2 separate regions of the Homo sapiens genome follow, and region 2 is linked to region 1. Evidence: read pairs that join two places in POLR2A ChIA-PET (ENCODE). Cell type or tissue: PC-9. All regions are shown on one strand. Links, peaks and the distances in the headings refer to the core of each region. The heading gives the core; the rest is flanking DNA.

The links. ChIA-PET counts read pairs that join two places held together with the same protein. Peaks named below come from ENCODE experiments on the same cell type or tissue, not always from the same donor. Only the 100,000 strongest peaks of a DNase experiment are listed, where the experiment ranks them.
Region 2: POLR2A ChIA-PET joins it to region 1 with 15 read pairs; 1 of 35 experiments calls an interaction of 5 or more read pairs at or near these places.

What each region holds. Positions count from the first base shown.
Region 1 is chr10:13,878,289-13,886,036 of GRCh38, forward strand. The region is part of intron 2 of FRMD4A (FERM domain containing 4A); the gene reads right to left. Among named protein-coding and RNA genes, the nearest start is that of FRMD4A-AS2, 110 kb to the right of the region's middle. RefSeq lists enhancers at 2,609-3,498, 3,499-4,389, 3,961-4,255, 4,390-5,279. In PC-9, for the core only: no CTCF peak of the experiment used is centred there; a DNase peak (open chromatin) is centred at 4,053; H3K4me3 peaks cover 1,075 bases; H3K27ac peaks cover 3,159 bases.
Region 2 is chr10:15,176,513-15,184,260 of GRCh38, forward strand. All of the region lies in intron 3 of LOC105376434 (a long non-coding RNA gene), which reads right to left. Among named protein-coding and RNA genes, the nearest start is that of NMT2, 12 kb to the left of the region's middle. In PC-9, for the core only: no CTCF peak of the experiment used is centred there; a DNase peak (open chromatin) is centred at 4,449.

The DNA of each region.
Region 1 (7,748 bases), core at 1,290-6,289:
AGGAGAGAGATGTTTTTGCCTGGATCTGAGCTGCTTAAAAGCTGGCTGGGCTCCTGATCTTTGCACTTTCCTGGTTTAACCAGTGACACTGCTGCAAGCAGCTCACCATGTCACACCAAACCCTTTGATAACCAAAGTGCAGTGTATTTTTAGCAAAACCTTCAGAAAAGACCTGGAAATAAAGCCAGGCATGGTGGCTCACACCTGTAATCCCAGCACTTTGGGAGGCCGAGGCGGGCAGATCACCTGAGGTTAGGAGTTTGAAACCAGCCTGGCTAACATGGCAAAACGTTGTCTCTACTAAAAATACAAAAATTAGCCAGGCATGCTGGTGAGCACCTGTAATCCCAGCTACTCGGGAGGCTGAGGCAGAAGAATCACTTGAACCCGGGAGGCGGAGGTTGCAGTGAGCCGAGATCACGCTACTGCACTCCAGCCTGGGCGACACAGCGAGACTCCATCACAAAACATAGAAAGAAAAGAAAGAGAGAGAGAGAGAGAAAGAGAGAAGGAGAGAAAGAGAGAGGGAGGGAGGGAAGGAAGGAAGGAAGGAAGGAAGGAAGGAACCTGGAAATGAGTCTGTGACTAGATAATAGTATTGGAAAGCCAGAATTTTAAATCAGGACAGACAGATGAGGCAGGGACAGTGATGACATTTTATATCCTTCCTCATGTCTAGTCCTGAGCATCACACAAATGATTGACTAAAAGTATAAAAGTACAGAGTTACAATTCCTGATTGTGGTGATGGTTTCCCAGGTATAGTCACATATCAAGACATATCCAACAGTATATTTTAAATAAGCATAGTTTATTGTATGTCAATGATATATTAATAAATCTATTTAAATATGAGATTTAGCACTTTGTGAGGCCAAGGCTGGAGGATTGCTTGAAGCCAAGAGTTTGAGACCAGCCTGGGCAACACAGTGAGACCCCATCTCTAAAAAAAAATACAAAAATTAGCCGGGTGTGGTGGTAATCCCAGTGCTTTGGCCTGGAGTTCAAAACCAGCCTAGGCAACACAGCAAGACCCCATCTCTCAAAAACAAACAAAAAAAATCTTTTAAAAAACGTAGCCAGGCATGGAGACATGGGCCTGTAGTCCCTGGTACTCAGGAGGCTGAGGTGGGAGAATCACTTGAGCCCAGGAGTTTGAGTCTGCAGTGAGCCATGATGGCACCATTGTACTCCATCCTGGGCAGCAGGGTGATACCCCATCTCCCCACAAATAAATAAAATAAAATAAAAGAGAGACATTTCTTCCAAGTTATCAAAAAGACACCATCAGGAGCATGACATTGAGGATTCAATTTGTACAATGGCACATCTCAACAGAACTTTTCACACAATGAGGAATTCTTTTCTTTCCTTCCTCTTCCTCCTCCTTCTTCTTTCTCTTCCTTTTCCTGCTCCTCCTCTTCCTCCCTTCTCCCTTCTCCCTCCTCCTCTCCCTTCTCCCCCCTCCCCCTCCCCCTCCTTCCCCTTCTTCCTCCTCCTCCTCCCTTCCTCCTCCTCCTCCTCCTCCTTCTTCTTCTTCTTGAGATGGGTCTCACTATTTGACCCAGGCTGCTCTCAAACTCCTGGCCTCAAGCGATTCTCCTACCTCAGCCTCCCAAGTTGCTGGGATTACAGGTGTGAGCCACCACGCTTGGCTGTTTTTCATACATTATATTCTTATTATTTGAAGTTTGGTGCTTATGCATTTTCCCAGATGTCATCATACTCAGTTCTGAACCCTGGAGTTGGCAGTCTTTTGTGCTTTAAGCATCGTTTGTACATGGGTGAGCTTCAACTCTGTGTCTCCACTGTGGTGTCCCCTGACCCAGGTTTGTAGAGAATTATGCTCAAAACTGCCCTCTCCACACCTCACTTGGTCCCTTGTTAAACATCCCAAGCTCAGCGAGTCCCAGACGGAATTCCTGATCTCACTTTTCCCCAGATCACAGCTTCCCCTCCCAGGTAATGGTAGCTCTGCCTCGTCATCTCCATTTTGTGCTCTTTTGGCCCCAAATTCTGGACTCTTCTCTTTATCACATATCCCACACTGAACCCTCAGAAAATCCTGTTGGTTCTGTCTTCAGAATATCCAGAACCTGAACACTTTTCATCACCGTCATCATCATCATTGTCATCATTTGTCTGGATTCTTGCAAATGTGCTTCCAACTCTGCCCACCTTGCAATCTCACCCACACGGCACCCAAACCATTTCTGCATGGCCTCCGTGGGACCAGGGGCTCCCCAGCTCCACAATGGGGAGAGCCCCCCAGGGTAGAGCCTTAAAGGCCCATGTGACTCCCACCAGTCCTCACCCTGCACCACATGGCTCTGGGACCTCTCCTGGGTGCAACCTCTCTTGTTCCCTGCCACACTTCTGCCTCAGTGCCTTTGATGAATTCTGCCCTCTGCTTGGAATACTCACCACGTCCAGACACCCACCTGGCTTACCTCCTCACATCCTTTCAGTCTTTGCTCAATGATCACCTTTCCCGAGGTCTACAAGACCCCTGTGTTTAAAAGAGCAACTTAGCACACTTCCCTTCCTCTGCTTTGTTTTTCTTTGTAGTAATTACCAGCTTCTAGCATCCTCTGTCACTTACTTATGGATCATGTGGATTGTCTGCCCCTTCCTCTTCGAATGCAAGCTCCCCAGGGGCAAGACTTGGTTGGTTTTTCTCACTGCCACATTCCTGGAATGTTCAAGGCATACCAATAGGTATGTGTTGAATGATTGAATGGGTGGGTGCATGAATGAATTAATGAATGAACTTGTGGCACTCAAATACTTCTGCCATTTGCCAGCTGGGGTTTGCCAGGGTAGCATTTTTTATACGAAAAAAAGGAGGGCTGGGTGTGGTGGTTCACACCTGTAATCCCAGAGCTTTGAGAGGCTGAAGTGGGAGGATCGCTTGAGGTCAGAGTTCAAGACCAGCCAAGGCAATCTAGTGAGACCCCCATCTCTAAAAAAAAAAAAAAAAAAAAATTAGCTGGGCATGGTGGTGCATGCCTGTAGTTCCAGGTACTGGGGAGGCTGAGGTGGGAGGATCACTTGAGCCCAGGAGTTCAAGGCTACAGTGAGCTATGATTGCACCACTGCACTCCAATCTGAGTGACAGAGCAAGAATGGGCCAGAGAGAGACAGAGAGAGAAAGAGAGTTGTCACACTATCCTTATTCTCTTCCCATTTGACATAGAAACAGGCAGAGAGAGAAAGCAGAGCTCCCTAGCAGAGAGAAGAGCTGACCATAGGTAGGGGCCCTGGGCTGGAGCAGGAAACAGTCCCTAGAGATCTGCGCAGACAAGTCAAAAAAGGAGAAATCACAACGTGACAATGAGTTCCTCAGTTACATTTCTGAGCACCTGCCAAATGCCAGGGATAACGCTGGGTGCTGTGCTGTCAACGACAAAGAAGATACGGTCCTACCCCTAAAAAGCGACGGTGGGAGGCATGTGAACAGGTCGTCACTGTCCATAGGATCGAACTGCGACTGCCTTCCAGCACGCATGCTTCTGGAGAATAGAGGAGAGGAACTCGCTTCTGCTTGGAGGAACAGGAGCAGGGAACACTGGAGGCTCCAAGTAAAGAATGAGTAGGTGCGTCCCAGGCAGGAAAGGGATGGGAGGGGAATGGCAATGTGAAGGGAGCAATTGCAAAGGCTGAAGTCCAGATGAGGTCAAATGTGCTTGGGGAGAGGCAAGGGTGTGTGTGTGTGTGTGTGTGTGTGTGTGTGTGTGTGTGTGTGTGTGTGATGGTTAACATAAGAAAAGAAGTTTAAGAAATAAGAAGCCTCTAGATTGTGACGGGCTTTTTCTTCCATGCTAAGGACTGTGGTCTACGAAGAATGCAGGGTGCTGAGGTGGGGGTTGTGGATGTGGTCAGGGGTATAGGAAGCTGGCCAAAGGATAAGCTGTGATGATTTTATAATGACTCAGGAAAGAGAGCCCCTAAACTATGACAATGGCAGTCAGCACCTCACCCTAAAAGAATGTGGGAAGACAATGTATGGACCGAGGCATTGGAGAAATTTGATTGGAAAGATTAGCTGAAGAACAGCTGACTCCGAGCAACGCAGAAAGAGGAAGCTCGAGGCAGGCATGGTGAGTCACATCATGGGACAATGAGGTCTGAGCCTTGGAGGAGGAAGAGGAAGAGGAGTAATGAGAAAACCACAGGTGGGACCAGTAATCACAAAGGGAAACAGCAAAGCATTTGTAAGCTCTGGAATCCTACCCAGTGAGGCTGCTTTGGGGAATAGTATTTAGGGAACACTGGTAAGTAGCCAAACCCAGAATCAGCCATTTCAAAACCAGATGGACGGACAGGCTCCTTCAGGAAAGTTCTGCTGGGAAGGCACAGGACAGATGCCATGTGCCCTCTTCATCCTCACTGCCCAGCCAGCAGGGCAAGCCACGATACTTGAGTTCCTCCACCCCATCTTTCCTACAAATGAACACTGGTGTATTGACTTTTATCTACATCCAATACAAAACCAAAAGCCACAGTATAATTTTTTGGTTTTTTTTTTTTTTTTTGAGACACACTCGCTCTGTCACCCAGGCTGGAGTGCAGTGGCACTATCACGGCTCACTGCAACCTCTGCCTTCTGGGCTCAAGCAATCCTCCCACCTCAGTCTCCCAAGTAGCCGGGACTACTGGTGCATGCCACCACACCTGGCTAATTTTTGTATTTTTTGTAGAGACGGGGTTTTGCCTTGTTGGCCAGGCTGGTCTCGAACTTCTGTCCTCAAGTGATCCTCTCGCCTCGGTCTCCCAAAGTGCTGGGATTACAGGCATAAGCCACTGCACCCAGCCAGTTTATGGAATTTTTTAGTTGAGTTTTGTCAGTTCTCTAGGAGCGTGGTCAGTTTCATTGGCAAGAAGCAAAGGAGGATCTAGCTGCTTAAGAAACAAAGCTCTGCCAGGTGCGTTGGCTCACGGCTGTAATCCTAGCACTTTGGGAGGCTGAGGCGGGTGGATTACCTGAGGTCAGGAGTTCAAGACCAGCCTGGCCAACATGCTGAAACCCCGTCTCTACTAAAAATACAAAAAAATTAGCTGGGTGTAGTGGTGCGTGGCTGTAATCCCAGCTACTCGGGAGGCTAAGGCAGGATAACTTCTTGAACCTGGGAGGCGGAGGTTGTGGTGAGTTGACATTGCACCACTGCACTCCAGCCTGGGTGACAGGGTGAGACTTTGTCTCAAAAAACAAACAAACAAAAAAAACCAAGAAACAAAGCACTGTGTTTTTGCATACTATTCTCGTATTCTCTGAGTATTTGGATATCTTTCCCAGTTGGAAGTTGCAGATCTCTGCATGGCACAAAATCTCTATCGACTAATTTACAACTTTAGGAACAGGAAGGCAAATGAACTAAATTGTTGTGGATGACAAAAGCCATATTTTCCACAATAAAGTAAGGAAGGAACCACAAACAAATACCAGCTTATAATTTCTCCATCAAATGACAGACACACTCCGCCCTGTCTAGGCAAAAGATGGCCATACGCTGTCCCTTAGGGCTCACTGAAAATATATCCTAGTCTTGGATGCAGATATAATGTTCTATAAATACTCTCCCTGTTTGCATATTTGCCTAATGTTTTTCTTCTGCTGCCTGTGTGTGCCTGTTTAATCAGTCTCCAGAAGACAGATGATCTCTCGTTCTGACTTTATTTAACATTTAGAAGGTTATTAAGTGCTTAAAATTTTTTCGATGAACATTATGCAAATTGACACGTTGACTTCTCGAACTACAAGGAAACTATCCCAATATTTTCACGGTGGTTGAGTGGTTGATGCAATGGAAAAGAAACACACACACACACACACTCACACACACGCTCACACACACTCTCACACACTCTCACACACACACTCACACACTCACACACACACACACACACTCACACACACACTCACACACACACACACACACACACACACACACACTCCCTAAAAGGCATCCTGTATATTCAGGATCTAGGCTTATTTCTGCCATTAACTTGTTGCATTAATGACTTGGGTGGAATATAATAAATAAAAATAGGAGTTGAAAATCTTCCTAATTAATGGCAATAAATGGGAAGTAGACAAAGAACATTATGGGGTGATTACAGTGTTGCCTTTTTTGTTCAGAAAAGGATGCAATTGCCATTCATTGAGATAATCTTGGTAATTCTTACATCTTTTCTAGAATTTTCAAGATAAAAGCTTTTTCTGATCTTTTTTGAAAATTAAAGAATTTCAGAAATTCTTAGAAATTGGTAATATAATCCACTGGGTCAAAGGCAAAGTCATCTGTCTTTTCTTCCTTCCCTTCCCCCCACCGACCTTCTCTACCTTAATGTTCCAGGACTCGCTGGAGACCCAGATGTAGTAGAGCCCTGGGCTCTCTCATCTGCTCCCAGTGATAGACCCTAATTCCTTTTCACAGCTAGAAGACTCTATTACATCCTGCCACCTGCCATCTTCACAAATCTTCCCTGTTCCCAACAAGGTAAGAATGGCTAGGGTCATGACTTTATCTGCAGAACCCTTTCTGGAAGGCTAGGTGACACTTGTGAAATATCAGAGCTAACATTTGTCCACGTATACTACTTTCTGTCTATAAAATTGATTTCAGTATTATAAGTGAGGATGCACCATTTATTTCAGTAGCACCTCCACTTCTACAGCCAGCTGGCTTCTTCTACCTCGATGGGATCATATCCCCCCAAAGTTAGCATCGTTGAGCCTTCCAGTAATATAAGTAAACAAGGTTGGAGAGGGGGAAATGCAAAGACAAAATCTCTTATTCTAGAGAAGTCTCCTTGCCTAATGCAGTAGCTCATGCCTGTAATCCCAGGGCTTGGGGAGGCCAAGGCAGGAGGATCGTTTGAGGCCAGGAATTCGAGACCAGCCTGGGAAACATAGCAAGATCCCATCTCTCCAGAAAAAAGAGTCTCCCATACTTTTTGAGAGTTAGGCGTTTCACAGATATTAACTAATTTGCTCCTCCGAATGTCACTTATAAATAAAGCAACCAAGGCTCAGAGAGACTCAGTAATTCACCCAAGGCCACATAAGCAGTGGCAGAGCTGGTTAGATGACCAAACCCAGGGCAAGATGGCGCCATCCTCCCCTCTCTGTTTGCCATGCCAGGTTGCACCACACAGATCCACATCAGGAGGCAGGGACACCAGCCTTGGCGCAGCAGCTGAGACCAGGGCGAGGTCCCTCAATGCCTGTAAGCTCTTCCTCATTTGCAAAAATGATCTAGATACCCCCTTTCATTCCTAAAGCACCATCTCTCTAAAATGTTTGATTGGCTGGATAACCCCCAGATCACATATGCACGTGGTTTGTAGACTGCACCAGGCATTGACTGTGATGGGCAGCCCTGCAGCCGTGGCTGCAGCCCTTGCTAACAGTAGCCCTTGTTACAACTGCCTTCTGTACATGGTTCTCCCCTCCTGCCAAGACCTGCAGGCTACATCTGTGCTACTGGTCACTCTGCAGTTCTTCTGTTACAAAACACTCAAGCAGCCCAATAAAAGGGGATTGAGAAGGCCGAACACTGCTCCCCATTGTGCTCCATCAGTGTCTACTTCATGTCCTCATCACCCTCCCATCTCTCCTTCTCTCTCTCTCTCTCTCTGGGCAACAGAGAAATAAATATCAGATACTTAGCAGGGCTGGCCAGTGGGAGTCGGGAGATGGGCAAGCCAGCGCTAGACTCTCCGGCTATTGGTAGGTATGTCGTCTA
Region 2 (7,748 bases), core at 1,541-6,540, 1.3 Mb after region 1:
AAAGCCAGAAGAAGGGAAACTGTAATTTGGGAAGGGTAGTTCCATCTGATCTACAGCCAAACCAGCCACTCGCAAAATCTAGAACAAGCGGCAGTTCTCTGGTCTCAGGTCACAGCAAAAAATCCTTGCAAAATTGGAACTATTTGCTAAACTTGGCATTGCTCTCACTGAAAGGTAAGTGAAACAAACAAAAAAAAGGTGATTTTTATATCTAGTTTTTCCATTTTTAACAATAATAACTACTGTTTAATAAAGTCCCCTGGTATATTAGACATCTGTTTTACACATATTATTTTAAAAATTCTCCCTCTTAATATATATTATTTAATTATTATTATTATTATTATTTTTGAGACAGAGTCTCACTCTGTAGCTCAGGCTGGAGTGCAGTGGCAGGATTTCGACTCACTGCAACCTCTCCCTCCCAGCTTCAAGCGATTCTCCTGCCTCAGCCTCCCAAGCAGCTGAATCACAGGCGCACACCACTACGCCCAGCTAATTTTTGTATTTTTAGTGGAGACAGGGTTTCGCCATGTTGGCCAGGTTGGTCTCGAATTCCTAACCTCAAATGATCTGCCCGCCTCAGCTTCCCAAAATATTGGGATTACAGGTGTGGGCCACCGTGCCTGGCCTTGTTTATTATTTTAATTAATTTTTTTTTAAGACAGCGTCTCACTTGCTGCACAGTCTAGAGCATAGTGGCATGATTACGGCCCACTGCAGCCTTGACCTCCCAGGCTCAAGTGATCCTCCCACCTCAACTCCCCAGTAGCTGGGACTACAGGCATGCACCACCATGCCTGGCTAATTTTTTTATTTTTAATTTTTTGTAAATGGGGGTCTTACTACGTTGCCCAGGCTGGTCTCAAACTCCTGGGCTCAAGCAATCCTCCCATCTTGGTCTCCCAAAGTGTTGGGATTACAGGCATGAGCCACCACACCTGGCATCTTAATAGATTTTAAAGTGCATACACATTACAGTGTTATTAACTATAAGCACAGTCTTGTACAGCAGGTCTTTAGCACTTACTCATCTTGCATAACAGAAACCTTAAACCTTGATTTTTCATCCCTAAATGGTCTGAAAAGTTTACTCTTCTCATTTTTCAAGGCGAAAACAGCGCGAGAGAGGTTAAATAATTTATCCAAACTTACTAAACAAATGCCTTAAACAAAATAGAAACCCAGGTCTGTGTATCCCTAAAGCCTACAGGCTTCTCTTATTTTGCTCAGTACTTTTTTTTTTTTTTTTGAGATAGGTTCTTGCTCTGTTGCCCAGGCTGGAGTGCAGTGGTGTAATAATAGCTCACTGTAACCTTGAACTCCTGGGCTTAAGCCATCCTCCCACCTTAGCCTTCCCAGTAGCTAGGACTACAGGTAAGCAGCTAATTAAACAAAAAAATTTCTTTGTAGGCATGGGGTCTCGCTGTGTTGCCCAGGCTGGTCAAAGACTCCTGGCCTCAAGCAATCCTCCAGCCTTGGCCTCCCAAAGTGCTGGGGTTATAGGCATGAGCCACTGCATTCGGCCTTGCTCACTACTGTCTAAAGTGTTCTAAGAAAATGTTCTTTTTGAGGCCAGGTGCGGTGGCTCACACCTGTAATCCCAGCACTTTGGGAGGCTGAGGCAGGTGGATCACGAGGTGAGGAGTTCAAGACCAGCCTGGCCAAGATGGTAAAACCCCATCTCTACCAAAAATTCAAAAATTAGCAGCTGTGGTCGTGCACGCCTGTAATCCCAGCTACTCGGGAGGCTAAGGCAGAAGAATTGCTTGAACCAAGGAGGCGGAGGTTGCAGTGAGCCGAGATCGCGCCACTGCACTCCAGACTGGGAGACAGAGTGAGACTCTGTCTCAAAAAAAAAAAAATTTTTTTTTTAAAAAAAGAAAGAAAATATTCTTTTTGATGTTATTAAGAACTCCTTGCCAATAAGATTATTATTTTGTACAGTATATATAATTATTATATTATAGCTGGGCGCAGTGGCTCACACCTGTAATCCCAGCACTTTGGGAGGCTGAGGCAGGTGGATCACCTGAGCTTAGGAGTTCGAGGCTAGCCTGGCCAACATGGCAAAACCCCATCTCTACTAAAAATACAAAAAGTAGCTGGGCATGGCAGTACGCGTCCATAATCCCAGCTACTTGGGAGGCTGAGGCAGAAGAATTGCTTGAACCTGGGAGATAGAGGTTACAGTGAGCCGAGATCATGCCATTGTGCTCCAGCCTGGGTGACAAGAGCAAAACTCCATCTCAAAAAAAAATTATATATAAATTATATATTACATTATTGTATGTTACATATATTCTGTAACAATACGATAAATAATTTCATATTATTACTTTAATAATTAAATTGTATATAATTATGCTGTTAAGCTTGCGGGGAGTTACGCCCCTTTCCTAAGATAAAAACAGACACATCTTTGGGGAGTCAGATCCAGACCCTGGGATCCTGACTGCCAGCACCTCGCTGTCTCCACCAGCCCCACGTCCTGTCTGCAGCCCCCACGTTTGTTATCTGGGGCCTGTGGATCTACGGGAGTGGCATTGGCTAACAAAGGCAGTGACAGAAAAAGTGTCCCCCAAGTCCAGTGGCTCTTAATCTTGAATACACAGTGAATTTCATAGTGTTTAGTCTGACTATCTGGAGAAGTTCAAATATACTGAGTTGTCACAGTCCCTTTGAGTGACTTGAGTTTTAAAAGGGGGAAAAAAACAGAAAGAAAAATAAAAGATAGACACAAATTTCCCTCACAGATACTGCTGCTGCTGGTTTGGAGAAGAAGTGCTTCTGGAGAACCGGAACCTGGTCAGCGGATGAGGACACACGACACTGTGAATGAGCAGTTATGGAGTCAGGGCAATGCCCTGGGGGTCTTGGAGGATGTCAGAGATCCCACGTTGACTAATTCTGGACACATATTCTGTTCAAAGAGGGCCTTTCAGCTGGGCACAGTGGCTCACGCCTGTAATCCCAGCACTTTGGGAAGCCGAGGTGGGCAGATCACCTGAGGTCAGGAGTTCGAGAGCAGCCTCGCCAACATGGTGAAACCCCGTCTCTACTGAAAATACAAAAATTAGCCAGGTGTGGTGGCAGGTGCCTGTAATCCCAGCTACTTGGGAGGCTGAGGCAGGAGAATCGCTTGAACCTGGGAGGCGGAGGTTGCAGTGAGCAGAGATCACACCACTGCACTCCAGCCTCGGTGAGAGAGACTCTCTCTCAACTGAAAAAAAAAAAAAAAAAAAAAAGAGGGCCTTTCTCTGGGTGGACAACAGTGTTGTGTAGGATGAGAGTGTTGTGTAGAGACAACCCTCTGCTGCTTGCCGGTGTGTCAGCAACACCTCTGCTGCTAAGTAGCATCACTGGAGGTAAGATTAGGAGGCTTGGCCGGGCGCAGTGGCTCTTGCCTGTAATCCCAGCACTTTGGGAGGCCGAGGCAGGAGGATCACAAGGTCAGGAAATCGAGACCATCCTGGCTAACACGGTGAAACCCCGTCTCTACTAAAAAAATACAAAAAATTAGCCGGGCGTGGTGGCGTGCATCTGTAGTCCCAGCTATTTGGGAGGCTGAGGCAGGAAGATGGCGCGAACCCAGGAGGCAGAGCTTGCAGTGAGCCGAGATCGCACCACTGCACTCCAGCCTGGGTGACAGAGCAAGACTCTGTGTCAAAAAAAAAAAAAAAAAAAAAGATTAGGAGGCTCAGTTTCACCATAGTTAACAGCACGGCACGAGCTCACTTCTACGAGCCCAACTGCACAAACCTTCACCTCCTGCCTCCGTCTCATCCTGGCCACGAGACAATTCAAAGCAATTTTCTTTTCTTTTTTTTTTTTTGAGATGTAGTCTCGTTCTGTCCCCCAGACTAGAGTGCAGTGGCATGATCTCGGCTCACTACAGCCTCTGCCTCCCGGGTTCAAGTGATTCTTCTGTCTCAGCCTCCCCAGCAGCCGGGATTACAGGCGCCCACCACCATGTCAGCTTTTGTATTTTTAGTAGAGATGGGGTTTCATCTTATTGGCCAGCCTGTTCTTGAACTCGTGACCTCAAGTGATCCGCCTACCTCAGCCTCCCAAAGTGCTGGGATTACAGGTGTGAGCCACCGGGCCTGGCCCCCATGAGGCAATTCGAGATAAAGTACAATAGCCGGCAATGGATTCTGAAAATAATTCTTCTCTTCCCTCCCTTTCCCTTTCCTTGTCTTCTCTCTTCCATCCTCCCTCCTTCCTCCACCCTGTCGCCAGAAAAGCTTGGTATTTGACACTTTTAAATGTCTAGAATGGTGCATTCATCTGGCCTTTTGACCGAGTGAGTTGGTCTTTCCAACCAGAGCTCTAGGTTGAGGAATGTCTAGCTGGGCTTGGGGAGAATGTCGGGAAATGGATGTGCTCCTGCAGTGTTCTGGAAGTGCAAACTGGTGCAACCTTCCTGGAAAACAATTTAGCAACGTCTATGAGTAAGTCACCCTTTGGCCATACTCTCAAAGGCTCACAAAGATAGACGTGCAAGGACACTCATTACAACATTGTTTAACAGAATGTCAATGGGACATTTCATGTTGTCTCCAAAATGAGGCTGCAGCCCTAAAGCTGAGAATAAGAGGTGCTAAATCCCCATATTTAAAGGACCACCTATGAGCTGGCAGGAGCAGTTCATTGACCAATAGTCCCCTCTCCTTCTCCCCATCTTACAATAATAGAAGTCCAGGCATTAGAAAATCACTCAGGTTCAAGGTGAGAGCTACTCCTTTCCTTCCCTTGAAGCCACATGTGTGGAGCTTCAAGAGAACCTTAGAGACTCAAGATGCTGGCGAGAAGGGAAAGGACTGACATCTTAGTCCTGATCTAGACACTTGCTAAGATGCAGAAACTCATGGGTCCACACGAGCTCCCATGTTGTTGCAGAACTCAGTGAAAGAGTTCCTGAGAAAGCCAGATCTATTTCTTCAGAAGCCTGGGAATAGATGAGCAAATAGAGACTGGTCCTTGCTTCTTGCCTGGGTAATTTTGGAATGAAAGGCTTGCTGGAGCAATCAGAGTTGTGTGAGTGTCCCAAGAGGCAAGCAGAGACCAGGAAAGGTGGCTGAGCTTGAGTTGTCTTGCTGGTATCCTCCTCAAGAAGGCAGGAGGAAGTCCAGTAGGAAGAAGTGTAGAGTCTATGACCAGGTGTAGGGACTTGCAGAAAAGATTACAAGTCAGAGCACATCATTCAGCCAGGGAACTTTTGGGCCATCCAAAGACTTGTGCAAAAGCTCCATCAGAGAACCAATATTTGGATGCCTGCCATACAGCAAGGCATGGATAACAGCGAAGATTACATCTGCACTGACTCAGTAAAACAAGTTATACTGGTCAGGTGCAGTGGCTCATGCCTATAATCCTAGCACTTCGGGAGGCTAGGAGTTCAAGACCAGCCAGGGCAACATAGCAAGACATTGTCTCTACAAAAAATAAAAAAAATAAAAAAAATTAGTGGGTATGGTGGCATGTGCCTGTAGTTCCAGCTACTTGGGAGGCTAAGGCAGAAGGATCTCTTGAGGCCAGGAGTTGAAGGCTGCAGTGAACCATGATCATGCCACTGCACTCCAGCCTGGGGGATGAGGGGTGACAGAGCAAGGCTCTGTCTCTAAATAAAAAAAAAAGTGGCTGGGTATGGCAGCTCATGCCTGTAATCCCAGCACTTTAGGAGGCTGAGGTAGGTGGATTGTTCGCGCCCAGGAGTTCAAGACCAGCCTGGGCAACATGGCAAAACTCTGGCTCTACAAAAAAAAATTAAGATATTAGTTGGGCATGGTGGCATGCAGCTATAGTTTCAGCTACTCAGGAGGCTGAGGCAGGAGGATTGCTTCAACCCAGGAGGTTAAGGCTGCAGTGAGCCATGTGTCACTACACTCCAGCCTAGATGAAAGAGTCAGAGCTTGTTTAAAAAAAAAAAAAGAGAGAGAGAGAGACAAAACAGTTATATCATTTTCATGAATCCCTCTTCCCTAACCATCTTGACTCTGGAGGAACCAGAAGCCCTAGAGTATGGGGAGGTCCCATAAGCCATTGGAAACTCCAGAACTGAAGGTGGGTGTGGGCTTGGCACTGGGTGGCAGATTGAAGATTTATGACTGGAGTGAATTTTTAGTACCGGCTATGGTAGATGTGTAAAATTACTACACTCTTGCATCACACCAAGCATGAAAGAGTTTACATTCCAGAGAAAAAGGTTTATCGCTGTCTCTTGGTTTTTCAGACTATTGAAGGCCAAGTGTTCAGATGGTCTTGTTTTGTGGGACAGATAGGACTTCACACCATTGCTGGTGCAAGTTTTCTGGAGGAAGTGGGCTGTGAGATGAATTCTGAATTAAAGGAAGAATTCTTGGATCTTGGATAGAGTCGCAGGCGCCTCTGATGACAACTTGCAGGAGAAAGAAGGAAACCAAATGTCTTTTTGCATAATTGGCAGGGAAAGGATCCCTAAATGGAACTGGGAGGTGATATAATCAGGGCTAATTTGATAAAGAGTCTCGAAATCAAATGTGACTACATTGACTCTACCGTGGAAGCATCCATTGATTATGTTGTCAAAGATGCAGGTGAGAGCAATGGATTTTAATGACAGTGTTTTGAACCATTCGTAAGGAAGGGAGTACGAAGGGAATACTGCCAGTTAATGTGTTTTATTTCAGATGAGAAATAAATCCAGATTATCCTGGGGACTTTCCAGTGGAGGAAAAAAACTAAATCAAAACCAAACCGAAAATCAAGAGTGTAGCTGAGCCAGTTGCAGGAAGAAATGGCAAATTATTCCAAGGGTTCTATCTGAGGGAGGGAAACAATGGATAATCAGTCTATCAAGGGAAAATGTGTTAGAGGCTTCAATGTAGTTATTTAGCTTTCTTTGAAATACAATGAAGCATGATTGCATTTTAAATTAATTCCTAGCCTGCCAGCCTTTGAATTTTTCATGTTTACTTTTACTTTGCATGCCGACTTGATTTTCTTTCTTTTTACAAATCGCCAACAAAATTCAAGAGGATAATGTTCCAGATAAGCAATGTTTATTTGGTTAGCAAGTATTTATTGCACATTTACCCTGTAGTTGATGGGGAGGAAGGAGCCAAGGTGCGTTTATTACCTATTAAGTATTGAAATAGAGACTTTCTTATACATTATTTCATATTAATCTGTACAACACCTCTGTGATGTAAGTACTATCATTTTCATTTTTCATTTTAGGAATCTGAGCCTCGAAGAGGTTATGTGACTTATCCCAAAAAGTGTCTGTATCAGTCTGTTCTCACACTGTTAATAAAGACATACCCGAGACTGCATAATTTATAAAGGAAAAAGGTTTAATGAACTCACATCCACATGGCTGGGGAGGCCTCACGTTCATGGCTGAAGGCGAATGAGGAGCAAAGTCACGTCTTACATGAAGGCAGGCAAGAGAGCTTGGGCAGGGGAACTCCCCTTTATAAAAGCATCAGATCTCGTGAGAGTTATTCACTACCATGAGAACAGTATGGGGAAACCGCCCCCTATGATTCAATTATCTCCACCTGGCCCTGCCCTTGACACATGGGGATTATTACACTTCAAGGTGAGATTTGGTTGGGGACATAGCCAAACCATATCAGTGTCTTAGCAAATTATTATAGCGCTTGCAGTACCACGCTATAGTTAACTGTTTACTTCGTAGGGCAGACGTTTGCCTACACAATGTTCCATCATCTCCCTTGTCATTAGAATCCACTTACCCCTGT